Regions from separate parts of the Homo sapiens genome. Here region 1 is linked to region 2. Evidence: chromatin loops called from intact Hi-C (ENCODE). Cell type or tissue: heart right ventricle. All regions are shown on one strand.

Region 1 (8,000 bases), 79 kb after region 2:
TTGAATAATAATAATAATAATAATTATTATTATTATTACAAAGAGCTCTTGTAATGAGAGAAGTAACAGAGCTACCTCCATTTTGAGAAACAAACAAGCAAAGGGTTCAGGGAGCACTTACCAGTGCAACAAGTAGCTCAGACATCACAGGACCAAGGCAAAACCTGTCAGGCCCCCCAGGGGCTACCATTCCTCTCCCATCTCCAGGCCCTAGCTGCTGAGACTTTCCCACGTTTTTCACACCTTACAATCAATCATGCTTTCACTCATTTCCCCAAGGAAGAAGATTCACCATCTTTATTTTGCATATAAATACCTCATTCAGATTTCTACTCATCAGAACTCAGAACAAAGACATCCAGCATAAGATCAGCAAACATAAGCTATCTTTCCCTAGGAAAATCCTCTCAAGCCATTGCCGATGAATATATTTTTATCCTAGCCAACCCCTAACGGCACTCTCCTCATATATCTGCCTCTGTCCTCCTTTCTAGGCAAGCAACAGATGCCATTTAAAAACCTTTCAAGAAGTTCCCCTACTCTTAAAATGATATGTTAAAACAATGTGTTTCCTTTTGGCCACGCTATTTTTTTTTTTTTGTAATTTTGAAAATAGTATAAGTTAAAGCCAACAGAAAAAGACATAAAGGGACATATTTTACAGACCTCATCAATTCTCCCCTTAAAATTTTTTTTTCAATGAGAGACAGGGATATGGAAGACATATGACACACTGTAAGCCTTACTTATCCTGTGGTTTATTTAGGGAATTTTGTGTTTGGAAAATGACAGACTTCTGCTTTTAGGTAGACAAATATGAACAACTCACAGAGAAAAACAAGACCACTTATTTCTAGCAAACTTTTATAAAATCAAAATAATTTAGTGTCTTAATTTTTCTCCATACATGAGTACATACCTATAAATGCCCCGCACTACAAAACTAGCCAAATATCTTTACCCCATCATAAAAAAAGCAGTTCAATAGCACCCAGAAGTCACTACTCACAGCTGCTCCACTCACAAAGAAAACTCCAAATGTCGGTGACCCTCAAGAGTGAAACGCCCCACAGCTGGCTTGCTCTGCATGGACATACCCTTCTCTCTAAGCTAACCTGAAAAGCAAGCTGGATTTGTTTACTGCACAAACATCTGTAATTGCTAAACATCTCTGTGACATGGTGTAACAGTTACCGCTTGTGCAAACTGCCCATCTAAATTTCTCTCTGCAATATGAGCACATGAAAACCCAAGACACAGAGAGATTGGAAACATCTGTAAAAATTAATGGCCAAATTGACCAAAGTGGGAGGGATTAAAACGGCTAAATAGCTCCAGAGTGACATTCAGCTTTAGCAAATAATCCGTATACTTGATAGGTTCCTCCTCAGCTTATCCATAGCTCCCCTCTGTGGGATCCTAGCTGGCACACACATTGTTTCAACCCACTAATGCAAACCCATTACCCAGTCTTGCTACAAAATGTTATATACAGATAAGATACAGGTTAACTGGATTTATTACAACTCTAAAAGCAAAAAAAAAAAAAAAGAAATACCTCTTCTCCCATGATGCAGCCAGCCTCCTCTCTTCAGTTTGAAAAGGTCCCAGAACTCCCCTGGAATCCTCCCACTTCCTTCCAACAGCACGGAGCCTGAGGACCCAGCCTAACCCTGAGTCATACTTGGGACCAAATGAGGAATGGGGAGAACAAAGCTCGCATTTGTTTATGGTTCAGGAAGCCAGGGCCAATTCATGGCTTGGGTGGCTTCGAGAGAAGTCCTCCTCCCTCGCCTATGTTGCTGCTGCAATCTGGGCTCCCTCCTGGGGCCCCCAGGTGTGACCATTCGGACAAGGAACACACTGAGGGAGTGTTTATTTGGCAAGACCTAGTGATCACGTCTGTTTAAAAATGCCAGAGAAGAAATAAAAAGCCCACTATCTTTCAACAGATCACATGGCTAGAGAGTGAGGGATATCTAGAATATAGTCTGTATATGACATATCAATCATGAACATGCCTGTATTTTAAATGCAATTAGTTGCACTACACAAAAATTACTCATAAACACACACACACACACACACACACATACACACACACACACACAGAAGAAGGAAAAACAGCCGTGGCTTTATGGAAATACTCCCCCTAGGAAAAATACAGCAACATTGCTGCCATGTCATCAGGAGCATCCTAACAGGTTGAAATGAAATATTTAAATCACAATTTTGTTCTTTCCCCCAAAAGAGATACCATTTTAATCACCACTTCAATGAATCTAGAGCGCAGTGGTTAAGTGTTCAAAACTCTGGAGCCGGAGTGTTTGAGATCAAAATCCCAGTTGAGCTACTTCCTGGCTTTGTGATCCTGAACAACTTATTCAACCTTTGTTCATCTCAGTTTCCTTATCTATAAAATGGGGATAATGGCACCAACCTACAGGGCTGTCTGGAAAATTAAATAATATATGTAAAGTACTTACAAAAGTGCTTGGCACACAGTAAATATCATATTAGCCACAATTACAAGTTCAGGACAATTTCACAAATCAGGATGCCAAGTAAACAGTATCCTTATCTTACCACATTTCTCATATGCTTAGACTTTGATGACCTGTTTCAGTTAACTATGGTTAATATTTAAATTTTTAATTAAACTAATTTAAAAACCATTTGCTTACTATTTATTAACTGCCTGCACTGTATCTAACTCTGTAAGGGGCTTTAAATAAGATGCTGTCCCAGTCCTCAAGAAATTTACAATCTCCTTGGGTAAATAAGACATAAATCTGTTTACTTATCACACACACACACAAATGTAGGTGATGTCACTAGGTAGTAAATGACAAATATAATACAAGTGCTACAGAATTAGCATTTGGAATTCAGAGAACAGATAAAAAAAATTCCCTTATCAAAACCCAACTAGGACGGAGGAGAATAAACAAATCTCCTGTGTAGAAGGATTCCAAATCATTTCTTTAGATACTCCTCCCTCAAGGAGGTAGAATGAAACTCCCCACTCTTTAAGTGGGAGGGGCACAGAGTACCCTTTTTCCAAAGAGTCAAGTATGGAAAGAGGGAAAAAACCAGAACTTTCGAGCGGAGAAACCTGACTAACACCTACGTCAGCCAAGGTGACTAAGGTTAACATCTATAGCGATAAGTATGGAATTAATATGATGTAATGAGAGCACTTCACCTCTGTGGCCTTCCTCCCAAAAACCCACGACTCCAATCTACTCATGAGAATAACTTCAGACAAATGCTTATTTAAGGACATTCTACAAAACTGAAAATTGCCATGGTCATCAAAAATAAAGAAAGTCTGGGAAACTGTTAAAGCCTAACAAGATGAGAAAACTAAATGTGGTATTCTGGATGGGATCCTGCAACAGAAAAAGGACACTGGATAAAAACTGAGGACATCTGAATAAAGCATGGATGTTAGTCAATAATGATAATATGGGCCAGGCATGGTGGCTCACGCCTGTAATCCTAGCACTTTGGGAGGCCAAGGTGTGCGGATTACTTGAGGTCAGGAGTTCAAGACCAGCCTGGCCAACATGGTGAAACCTCGTCTCTACTAAAAATACAAAAATTAGCCAGGCCTGGTGGCAGGTGCCTGTAATCCCAGCTACTCAGGAGGCTGAGGCAGAAGAATTGCTTGAATCGGGTGGGGGTGGGGGGCGGAGGTTGCAGTGAGCCGAGATGGCGCCACTGCACTCCAGCCTGGGCAACAGAGCAAGATTCTGTCTCAAAAAAAAAAAAAAAAAAAAAGATAATATGAAACGTACCACGTTAATGCAAGACGTTAACAAGAGAGGAAGCCGGGTGTGAGGTATGTGGGAACTCTATTATCTTCACAACTTTTCCATAAATCTAAAACTACTCTAAAATTAAAAGTTGATTAAAAAACTAATTAGAAAGATAAACCTGCTGAATGCAAAGGTATATATAAATAAACACATATCTGTGATTTATAGCTATACATGTTTATGCCCATGTGTATATCTATGTAAATCTATTTAACAAGGCCCTCTCAACTTCAAATTTAAAAATTGTCTCTATCTTCTTAGCCTATCTATTAATGAAGATAGTAGAATGCTGACTCCTGGCTTTTTCATTCCCAAAATACACAAAAGAATTTTCTTTGAAAGGAAACTTGGCTCTTTTGTCAGTGTTGCTGCCAACCCAGGCAACGGCGATCCAGCTTAAAGAGTGTGCATGAGGTGGGCCCATCTGCCCCTTTCCAAGAGCTACTAGAAGTTCCTGGTGCCTGGCCAATTAGTCATCGACCATGGAGCCCCGGGGCTGGCAAGTCTCCCAGCTACTTCCTCTCCCATCTCCAGTCCACATTCCTCAGCACCTCCCCAGTTATCTCTCTAAAGTATAAATCTGATCATGCTGCTGCCCAACTGAACTCCTTCACCAACTTGCCCACCCACCCAGAAGAAGGGCAGCTTGTGAGTGGGCTGGCAGAGCCCTGCAGGAAGAGGCACCACCTCCCCTTCAGCTGCCCACTTCCTCCACTACCACCACCACAGCCCCTGCACCCCAGCCCAACCCACCTCTTCCTTCAACATACTCATGCTCACTCCTTGTCCACATGCACACTGCTAGTACCATGAATTCCCAACGTCTTTTAACACCTTGCTCAAATACCACATTCCTTAAAAAGAGACCAAGGATATCCCATCCCTTCCTTCTTGACCTGGAGGAAAGTTAGTAGTTTCTTCCTTTCTATTCTCATTGATGCTTTGGACATGCGTCTGCTAGTCTTTCCCCTTACATTATAATGACTTTTATACATACCCCCTTTCTCTCCAATGTAGGGACAATCCAAAGCATTAAATGAGAAACCTGTATATGACAGCTGATCCAAGGTGTGACTTAGGGTAGGAGGTGTTAACTCCATTCCGATGAACCACACCAGATCTGCTCCACCCCAAATAAATAACCTGTCAGGTTAAAAAAAAACCGCACTTACTATGCAAATACAACATCTAGACATGCCATTTAGCCAATCCCTTTCCAAATGGATTGCCACCCCTTTGTTCATTTACATACAAATCCCAGAGATACCACTGCTAATCCATAAAAGGCATTCAATAAAGCTTCACACTGCTGATCCATAAAAGGCATTCAATAAAGCTTCAGTGAATGAATGAATGAGTGAATTAATGAACAAATGGAAGAGTGAATCTTAGCTAGACCACAAGCAGATCCCAACCAGAATTGGATTAGCACAAAACAGTATCTTCATTCATCCAGTCCACAAATATTTACTGAGGGCCAACTATCATTTGACAACTATTTTCATAAACTGTAAATGGTGACTAACACAGACAAGGTCCCAAATTATGGCACTTACTTTCTAGTGGCTGACATTTAAGACTTGGTGATATGAAACAAACAGCTAACACAGATATAGCAAAATTCAATTGTACTTCTTGCAGTTTGAAATTTGCCATAATAAAAAATTAAAGAGGCCAGGCATGGTGGCTCATGCCTGTAATCCCAGCACTTTGGAAGGCTGAGGGAGGTGGATCACCGGAGGTCAGGAGTTCAAGACCAGCCTGGCCAACATGGTGAAACCCCGTCTCTACTAAAAATACAAAAATCAGCCGGGCGTGGTGGCCCACACCTATAATCCCAGCTACTCGGGAGGCTGAGGCAGAAGAATTGCTTGAACCCGGGAGGCAGAGGTTGCAGTGAGCCAAGATCATGCCACTGCACTCCAGCCTGGGTGACAGAGCAAGACCCTGCCTCAAATAAATAAATAAATAAATAAATAAATAAATAGAAATAACCCTGGAAAATGTACTGTCATTTATAGGTACTCTTTCTACTCTAATAACAATAAGGACAACAATAATAATAACTAACGTTAATCAAGTGATTACTATGTGCCAGGCACTTCTCTAACCATTACATGTTACTTAATCCTCACAACAACCCTCTGGGGTAGATTCTCTTGTTACTCTAATTTTACAGATGAGGAATCAAAAGCACTGAGTGGTTAAGTAACTTGTCCCAGGAAGAGGCAGAGTTGAAGTCTGAACCTGGGCTATCTGTCCTCCATGTTTAATAACCACTATACTTTTTTTTTTTTTTTTCCAGAGTCTCGCTCTGTCGCCCAGGCTGGAGTACAGTGGCGCAATCTCAGCTCATTGCAACCTCCACCTCCCGGGTTCAAGCGATTCTCCTGCCTCAGGCTTCCAAGTAGCTGGGACTACAGGCGCATGCTACCATGCCCAGCTAATTTTTTGAATTTTTAGTAGAGACTGGGTTTCACAGTGTTAGCCAGGATGGTCTCCATTTCCTGAACTCATGATCCACCTGCCTTGGCTGGGATTATAGGCGTGAGCCACCACACCCGGCCAACCACTATACTCTTAACACAATTTGAAAACCTTCTGGGAATATGATTCTTGGTGACAATCTGGCTGCAACTAAATATTTCTTAGAAAATACGCTAGGCTGAGTGTTTTAGAAAGTTCACATCAAACATATATAAAACAGAAAGCAGCACCCAACATGACAAAGAATAATCCTGTAATACTGGTTCACTGTTTCTGTTTCCCTTTCCCTACCAACTCCCCTCCTCCTTCCTTACTTTTTCCAGATCAGGAAACAAAACTGAGACACTCTGAGGAGAGAGAAGCCAAAGTCTGAAAATCCCAAACACTTCATTCAACCCAGGCAACCAGTGGGCATCTTAATACCATCTGCTCATTAAAAACCACAGGTTTTCCAACAACTCAAGAGACACAATCTTATTTTTCAACCAAAACGAGGGACAGCCAATACTCTAGGTCTCAGATAATCACAACAAGGTTTTGACCCTTGTGTTTAATTAGTCAAAGAGTATATATCTCATTAGCTTCTGGAGTTCTCTAGAGCTTATTTCTAGTCTTCAAAGGATTAGGACATAGATCTCTCATTTTTAAGGAACTAAGATCATCACCTTATTGACATGTTTTAATTTTATATGATTATGCAGCTTAATAAATTTTTACTAGAATGGATAAAAAGACTACCTGGGTGGGGGCTGGGTGGGAGGCGGGGATGGTTAATGCGTACATAAAAAATAGAAAGAATGAATAAGACCTACTGTTTGGTAGCACAACAGGATTACTATAGTCAATAATAATTGCACATTTTAAAATAACTTAAAGAGTATAATTTTATTGTTTATAACTCAACGGATAAATGCTTGAGGGGATGGATACCCCATTCTCCATGATGTGCTTATTTCACAGTGCATGCCTGTATCAAAACATCTCATGTGCCACATAAATACACCTATTATGTACCCACAAAAATTAAATACAAAAAAAAAGACTACCTGAGATACGTATGAAAATACTTAAATTCTCTTACTGTAATTTGGCTAATTAAAAACTTGATTAGTCACTCTCATTTATACACAATTTTAATTCTAATTATCTGTCCCAAGTAAAAGCTACAATGTGGATACCATAAAGGCATTAATTTGGGTGACTATAATTCTATAAATGAGATTCAAGATGACAAGAGTTGAAAAAGAGGCTGTTACAAACACAACGCCTTGTAGAAAGTGTAGACAGAATTCAAGAGAGAGATGTCAGAAGTCACTAACGGAAATCAGCTAAGACAGGAAGACCATGGGAAAGAAGCTTCTTGAAAGATTTCTCCGCAGGGAATCCAGTAAACAACCAACCTGGCAAACCATTCAGTTTAGAAATCTTTCCAGTAAGGCAAAAAAGACTACTTTTTCCAATAATTAAGTGGGCCAAGACTGGTAGTGCCTAAAGAGCTAGGACACGGAATGAGCTGGCACCAAAAACCCAGCATTATTCTATATAAAGCCATGTCAGGTTAGGTCCTGAGACTCACTCGAGTATCTGTAACTTACCTATCCATGTGTAATACCTGACACTCCTTTCCCTAAGTGGTTGGTCAGAAGTGATCATCTAAGTGACTCATAAAAAGGGAAGGAGTTTAGAAACAGA
Region 2 (8,000 bases):
AGCGATCCTTCCACCTCAGCCTCCCAAAGTAGCTGGGACTATGGACACAGGCCACCAGGCCTGGCTATTTTTTTTTTTTTTTTTTTTTTTTTTTTTTTTGGTAGAGACAGGGTCTTGTTATGTTGCCCAGGCTGGTCTTGAACTCCTGGGCTCAAGTGATCCTCCCGCCTCAGCCTCCCAAAGTACTGGGATTACAGGTGTGAGCCACTGTGCCTGGCCATACCAATGCTTTTATACAAAGAGTTATTCATATAGTATATACTCAATGGCTGGTTTTTTTCTTCAATCCGTGACACAGACCTGGCCTTCACAATGAGGTTCCACAAGTCAAGTTCTAACTGCTCACTGTGAAAGAAAGAGGTATAGCTTCTTAAGAGCTGGCAATGTTGGTAAAATTTTTGGCAGGCTGATATCAAATATCAAATTTCACAATAAAATTTCATGAGGCCACCAAGGAGCACCTCCAAATAATTACATTCATTAATTCAGCATTTCTCTTGTGACTTAAAAATAACTGCTTTTTAAAATGGGATTTGCTCAGCCTCCTGTTCGTAATAACATAGCACTTTTCCCATAAAAATGTGTGATCAATCAAATCCTAGACACCTAATAAAATGAGTCCTTCTACAGTATGCAGAATTCTTTGGGAGAGACTCTCAAAATGGTAGGAGTCAAACGCGTTCATAAACCTGATTGCAGGACACACATTAACCTACTTTCCTGCCAATGACACTCCTGACCACCTTCAGGAGACGCTGGGGACCAAGCTGCTTTCCCAGTATTACCATGCCACCCTCCCCTCCTCCAACATCCTTGACCAAGGACTTCTGTCTGTAATAACGTTACCCAGAGTCAAGGGTCCATGAGTGACCAAAGAAAAGAGCTTTCATTTGTTTATTTATCTGGACGTGAATTTCACTATGCCAAATCCATCCATCAACAGTGAATGAGCACCTTGGGACACTAGGCATGAAGGACAGGCTAAGTGGAAACTGACAGATATATACCAGGCCCTAAAGGAACTTACATCCGACTTCAGGGTGCAGAGAGGGTGGCCATGGTAGAGACATCAGGAAACAGCAGCAATGTGTTAATTGACTAGACTGGTTATTTTTCATCTGATGAGAAATTGTGGTCCCACGAAGTACCACATAACCCTCTCCTACTTCCTTAGCAATAGGATTTGTAAAAGCAATCAAAACAAAACCATGATCACCATATTCCAAAGGAAAAGCAAATTCTGTGGGTATTCTGGACTAGCCGTGTAACAGACAGCTTCAGCTCCTGCTGTTCTGGAAGTGCCAATGAAGAATTGATTTCATACCTTTTTCTTCTGTTCTGTTTGGAAGCATTTCTGGTCTTTCAGGAGGTATCTTTTTAATTTCATGTTTTCTCTCAGTGGTGCCTAGGAGGGAAAGGGTAATAGTGATCACAAAATGTTTTCTGTACTCAATTATTACACCCACCAGCATTTAAATCTTTATCAGGTAGAGCAAAGTCAGTAAGATTTTTTCCCCTGAGTTGGGCGTTAGCATTATCTGGCAAGCACGAGCTGTTTAGAAACAGAGCAGAAGACATTTCTGGCCTATGTCATTAAGTTCACCTGCCTATGTATCCTTAATTTACAAGAATACCACTAATAATATTTTCTGATATTTAAGCCTGATTTCCTTAGGCATCAATATAGTCACAGGAAATCACCGGGTGGGGGTGGAGAATGTGTATAAATAAATGTCAATTATCAAACTTTACAAATAAGGGGCCACTGAATGTTGTGTTCTACCAAAAAAAGGGGGTTTCATAGGAATCTGGATCCCATTTTGTAGCCATTTTAAAACAGGGCCTGGAATTACCTGATACTCCTCCCAGTAAGAGGTGAGGTCTACATCCCCTTGCCAGGAATGTGGGTGGGCCTGTGACTGCTTCAATCAGTGGCAGGAATGATACCACATAACTTCCAAAGCTGAGTCATAAAAGTCCCTGTAGTTTATGCTTTATTTGCTGGAATACTGAACTTCCATGTAAGAAGTCAACTACCCTGGAGAGGCCACATACAGATGCTCCAGCCTATAGCCCCAGCTGAGCCCAGCCTTCCAGGCACCCTTGCCAAGGGGAGCCAGACACGTGAGGGAAACATTCATCTTCAAAGTGGATCCTCCAGCTTCAGCTAGTTCAGTATTCCCAGCTGAGGTCCCAGATATGACGGAGCAGAGACAAGCCAGCCCAGCCATGGTCTGTTCTTGACCCACAGAATCCATGAACATAAGAAGGCTGTTGTTTTATGCCACCAAATTTGGGGTCCTTCAAGTATTACATTTTTTCAAATGTACCACTTAGCACTTAGCCTTTACCCACATGGACTGCAGCTGCTCCCTTACCTGGGGTTTCCTCATTGGTGCCAGTGGCCTCAGGCATGTAAGAGCACTTGAGAAATAGCTAAAGCACAAACCAGTCAAAAGTACTCCTCTTATGTATGGACTGGGCTGAGTTCTTAACAAACTCTTTACATGACCAGTTCCAAAGATGGGTGCTTGGTACTAGAAATCTCAATTACACAACCTCAGAGAACAAAAGAAGTTAAAAAAAATATCCACCAAACACATCCTTTACTTAATTCCTCTTAATGACTCACTACAAATTAATCACCACATCTCATTTCTGTCAATTTCATATCTGATTTTTTTTTGGTAAAATAATCAAACGCAAGGAAAGTTGACGAGGGAGAAAATATGAATATCTATCTCCCCATTACAAAGCAGTTCCCACGATCATTCAGGCAGGATAAATGAGCAGTAATCTATAAACATTAAATGCCATCCTGCTTTGCCCCACAGAGACCCATCATAAACTTTGGTAAAATTGTTTTAAAAGGGTAAGAATTTGCCTACCATGCTACAATCTACTCACCTAACAATAATGAAGTCGGTATCATTCCTAGAGACACAGAAAGAACTGACAATCCTATTATACTGAAGAATCCAATCTTAGCTACATTCTAGACTGCCTGAGCCTTGGACTCCTCAACTAATCTCCACGGTCTCTGATCAATTACCAAGGCCTACAGGGAAAGGGGTCTTCAGAGAAAAGTAAATAAATAGCTTGCTTCAATTTCAGCACAATAAAATATATGGGCAGAACCACTAGGTGGCAAAATGAAACTGCTCAATGCAAACAAGGATGGGGGCGGAGCAAAAGATGTAATTAACATCCCATTTCAGGACTTAATCTCTAATAATTCTCAACTATGCCAAAGGGAATGGGAAAGGAATTTGGGGTCAAGTTTTTCCTCTTAACTTGGTGGGCCAAAAGAACTTAAAAATCACTTCTTAATAAGTTTATAAATAAACCAATCTTGAAATTTATTCATAATTTAACTGTTATAGAAATATAATTGTGAATGTGTAGAACTAAAAATACCCTTTCTCTTCTATTTTAGTTGTTAATTTTTTAAAATGCTACTTAACTAATAACTCATGGAGGAATTTTTCCCTATAATTAATTTTAACTATTATAAAGAGGAGTTCTACCGGGAAATATGAAATATCTTTTTATATATGAGAATCCAGTGTGAAACAAGCTACCAAATGTTCAACATCAATTCTTCCTATATTATTCAACCTGAATATCTGAACTACACAGAAAAAAAGTGAATTAGACTCTTCAAAATTAAACAAGAATCATAAGGAAAAGTATTTATTGCTAGAAAAACATCTTTTTGTTGAGGGGTAAGTGAAGTCAGTACAAATTTTGGTTAACCACATGGGACAGATATCGAAAATTCAGCAACACTATATACGCACAACAATGCTATGACCTGTGGGAAACAATCTTCCCTAAGCTGACCTTCAACTGGGCACATGAGAAACAGGGCAATTCAGTTCTTTTCTCCTCAAAAGCTGTTTACTTAAAAAAACCCAAACTTGTTTTTTTTGTTTGTTTGTTTGTTTGTTTTAATTCTTTCTGATCATTCTCATTGGGAGCCTAGATTTTTACACTATATCAGGGTCACATTTTAATGGTATGTTTATCTTTTAGGAAAAACAGAAGTATCTTTAAAACCTGCCTGCTGAGACCAAATCGTAACTTCCCAAGTAGTCAATCTATGGCACTTGAACCAGGAATCCCGAACTCTACACTGAGGATGATTTGAATATATGCAAAAAGAAAGACGCATATTTTATTTGATGGAACTGAAAGGTACATTACCTGCCCCTTGTTTGATGACAGGAGCGGATGGAGGCGGTGGCTTCTTGGGTCTCTGAAAAATTAATAAAAATTATACCACATGAGATTGTTGGCAAGCCTGTCCTCTCACAGAAGGACCACAGACATTGTTTTCTATGTGCAGTTTGGACAATTTAGAGAACCTCTCCAAAAAAATTGAGCAATTCTCTCTCCAGGGACGTCAGTTTTTGGCACCTCTAAACAAACACTAAAATAAATCCAGTCGGCAAAACAAAACTCCAATCGACAAATGAAACGCCATTTCCCCCTTTCTAAATTTGTAACAGCCTTCTGGAAAAGCACGGCTCAGCAAAAATGGCCTGAAACCAGCAAGCACAATGGTACTCCTACGCTGAAGCTGCATTTGCAATTAAGATTTAATCTGCTGAATAACCATGCATTCGAAAAGAGTCACTGTAAAGATTCAAAATTGAATCTGCTCTGGATGTAGGACTCTCAACAAAATGCAGGCTGAGGGCCCACTGCAGCCACATCAGGTTGCAAGCCTTCTGCCCCTTTCTACACCGAGGCTGGCAGGCCATTTGTTAGACACCCCACAGACTCATTGTACATGTGATAAACTGGAACAGAGAGGGATTTTTTTTGTTGTTGTTTTTTGGTTTGTTTTTTTTTTTTTTGCATATCAGCCGTGATTTGTTTTTCTCACATGCTGTCACTCTGTAGGTGATGGAGGTAGCAGTGCAATCAATGGCATTCATCCCTGAACTGGTTCCAGAGTAGCCAGCATTTTCTTGCCACCTAGGATTGACTGTGGGAGAGAGATGATCAGGCTGGACTTGGAAAATTATTCCATGGCCAAAAAATCCAGCCAGGGCACTGTTCTCAGACAGCTGTGTTAGGGGGAAGCAGTGATCTCTGATTCTGGGTGCATATGTGTGCGCACACGTGTGTGTGTCATTCTTAATGTTTTTCTGTATTGTCTCTATGAGTGCAGAGAAATATACTTTATTAAAATAAAGAAAGCTGCTCTAAGGGCCACCTGCCCTTACACACAGGTCCTCCATGGGATGGATGTGTTTCTGCCTCATGATCTCACATTATTCTTTCCCCTTTTGCCAGCCCCTTCTAGCTCTCTACTAACTCTTTTTCTTCCTCCCTTCTCTGTCGTTGTGTTAATTATCCTGGGGACAGATGTGTGTTTACCTAACAAAAGTATCAGTGAAGTTCTGCCAGTTAACCTTCCTTTACCTCGGAATCAGAGTACAGGCATACCTCAGAGATAACGCAAACTCGGTTTTAGACCACTGCAATAAAGCGAGTCACAGGAATTTTTTTGGTTTCCTGGTGCACATAAAAGTTATGTTTATGCTCTACTGTAGCTTATTCAGTGTGTGATAGCATGTCTAAAAAAGCAATGTACGTACCTTAATTTAAAAATACTTCACTGCTAGAAAAAACTAATGATATCTGAGCCTTCAGCGAGTTGTAAACTTTTTGCTGGGGGAGGGTCTTGCCTCAATGTTGACAGCAGCTGACTGATCAGGGTGGTGGTGGCTGAAGGTTGGGGTGACTGTAGCAATTCCTTAAAATAGGACAACAATGAAGTTTGCCATATTGATTGACTTTCTTTCGTGAAAAATTTTTCTGTATCATGCGATGCTGTTTGATAGCATTTTACCCAGAGTAGAACATCTTTCAATACTGGAGTCAATCCTCTCAAATCCCGCCACTGCTTTATCACTAAGCATATGTAATACTCTAAACCCGTTGTTGTCATTTCAACAATGTTCACAGCATCTTCACCAGGAGTAGATTCCATCTCAAGAAATCACTGTCTTCGCTCATCCATAAGAAGTAACTCTTCATTCATTCAAGGTTGATCATGAGATTGCAGCAATTCAGTCATATCTTCAGGCTCCACTTCAAATTCTAGTCCTCTTGCTATTTCCGCCACATCTGCAGTTACTTCCTCCACTGAAGTCTTGAACCCCTGAAAGTCATCCCTGAGGGTTGGAATCAACTTCTTCCAAACCCCTGTTAATGTTGATATTTTGACCTCCTCCCATGAATCAAAAATATTCTTACTGGTATCTAGAATGGTGAGCCCTTTCCAGAATTATTTCAATTGACTTTCCCCAGATCCATCAGAGGAATCACTATCTACGGCAGCTATAGACTTATAAAATGTATTTCTTAAATAACAAGACTTGAAAGTTGAAACGACTCTGATCCATGGGCTGCAGAACGGATGTTGTAGTAGCAGGCATGAAAACGGCATTCATCTTCTTATACATCTCCATCTGGGCTCTTGGGTGACCAGATGCATTGTCAATAAGCAGTAATATTTTGAAAGGAATCTTTTTTTCTAAGCAGTAGGTCTCAACAGTGGGCTTAAAATATTTAGTAAACCATGCTGTAAACAGATGTGCTATCATCTAGGCCTTGTTTTTCCATCTATAGAACAGAGGCAGAGTAGATTTAGCATAATTCTTTTTTTGTTGTTTTTGTTTTTGAGACAGGATCTCACTCTGTCGCCCAGGCTGGAGTGCAATGGTGCGATCATGGCTCACTGCAGCCTTGACCTCCCAGGCTCAAGAGATCCTCTCACTTCAGCTTCCCAAATAGCTGAGGCCACAGGTGCACACCACCACAACTGGCCAGTTTTATTATTTGTAGAGATGGAGTCTTGCTATGTTGCCCAGGCTGGTCTCAAACTCCTAGGCTCAAGTGATCCTCCTGCCTTGGCCTCCCAAAGTGCTGGGATTATAGGCATGAGCTGCCGTGTCTGGCAGCATAATTCTTAAGTGCCCCAGGATTTTCAGAATGGTAAATGAGCACCAGCTTCAACTTAAAGTCACCAGATGCATTAGCCCCTACTAAGAGAGTCAGCCTGCCCTTTGAAGCTTTGAGGCCAGATATCAACTTCTCTAGCTATGAAAGTCCTAGATTATCTCTTCTTTCAATCAAAGGCTGTTTCATCAATGGAAAATCTGTTGTTTAGTGTAGCCACCTTCATCAAAGCTAGATCTTCTGGATAACTTGCTGCAGCTTCTCCATCAGCACTTGCTGCTTCACCTTGTACTTTTATGTTATAGAGATGGTGTCTTTCCTTAAACCTCAATAACCAACCTCTGCTGGCTTCCAACTTTTCTTGTGCAGCTTCTTCACTTCTCTCAGCCTTCATAGACTTGAATAGTTAGGGCCTTGCTCTGAATTAGACCTTGGCTTAAAGAAGTGTTGTGGCTGGTTTGATCTTCTATTCAGACCACTCAAACTTTCTCCATATCATCAGCAAGTCTGTTTTTATTTATTTATTTATTTATTTATTTATTTATTTATTTATTTATAGAGATGGAGTCTCACTATGTTGCCCAGGCTGGTCTCGAGCTCCTGGGCTCAAGTGATCCTCCCATCTTGGCCTTCCAAAGTGCTGAGATAACAGGCGTGAGCCACCATGCCTGGCAATAAGGCTGTTTTACTTTCTTATCATTCATGTGTTTACTGGAGCAGCACTTTTAATTTCCTTCACAAATTTTTCCTTTGCATTCACAGCTTGTCTAACTGTTTAGTGCAAGAGGCCTAGCTTTTGGCCTGTCTCAGCTTTCAACATGCCTTCTTCACTAAGCTCGATCATTTCTAGCTTTTGATTTAAAGTGACAGATATGTGGCTTTTCCTTTCACTTGAACACTTACAGGCTATCACAGGGCTGTTAGTTTGCCTCATTTCAACATTGTTACATACCAGGAAATAGTGAAGCCCAAGGAGAGGGAGAGATGGGGAATCGTAGGTCAATGGAGTAGTCAGAACACACACA

The links. Peaks named below come from ENCODE experiments on the same cell type or tissue, not always from the same donor. Only the 100,000 strongest peaks of a DNase experiment are listed, where the experiment ranks them.
Region 1: a loop joins it to region 2, with 2.4 times the contacts of the local background. A loop is called at or near these places in 7 of 110 quality-filtered maps.

Annotation. Positions count from the first base shown.
Region 1 is chrX:19,669,304-19,677,303 of GRCh38, forward strand. All of the region lies in intron 6 of SH3KBP1 (SH3 domain containing kinase binding protein 1), which reads right to left. Among named protein-coding and RNA genes, the nearest start is that of MAP3K15, 160 kb to the left of the region's middle. In heart right ventricle, no CTCF peak of the experiment used is centred here; DNase peaks (open chromatin) are centred at 1,728 and 4,298; H3K4me3 peaks cover 787 bases; H3K27ac peaks cover 1,930 bases.
Region 2 is chrX:19,590,743-19,598,742 of GRCh38, forward strand. SH3KBP1 (SH3 domain containing kinase binding protein 1) reads right to left here. Exons shown (of 18, transcript NM_031892.3): 10 at 4,207-4,258; 11 at 1,325-1,405. Among named protein-coding and RNA genes, the nearest start is that of MAP3K15, 79 kb to the left of the region's middle. In heart right ventricle, a CTCF peak has its summit at 3,142 (motif pointing right); no DNase peak of the experiment used is centred here; H3K27ac peaks cover 1,838 bases.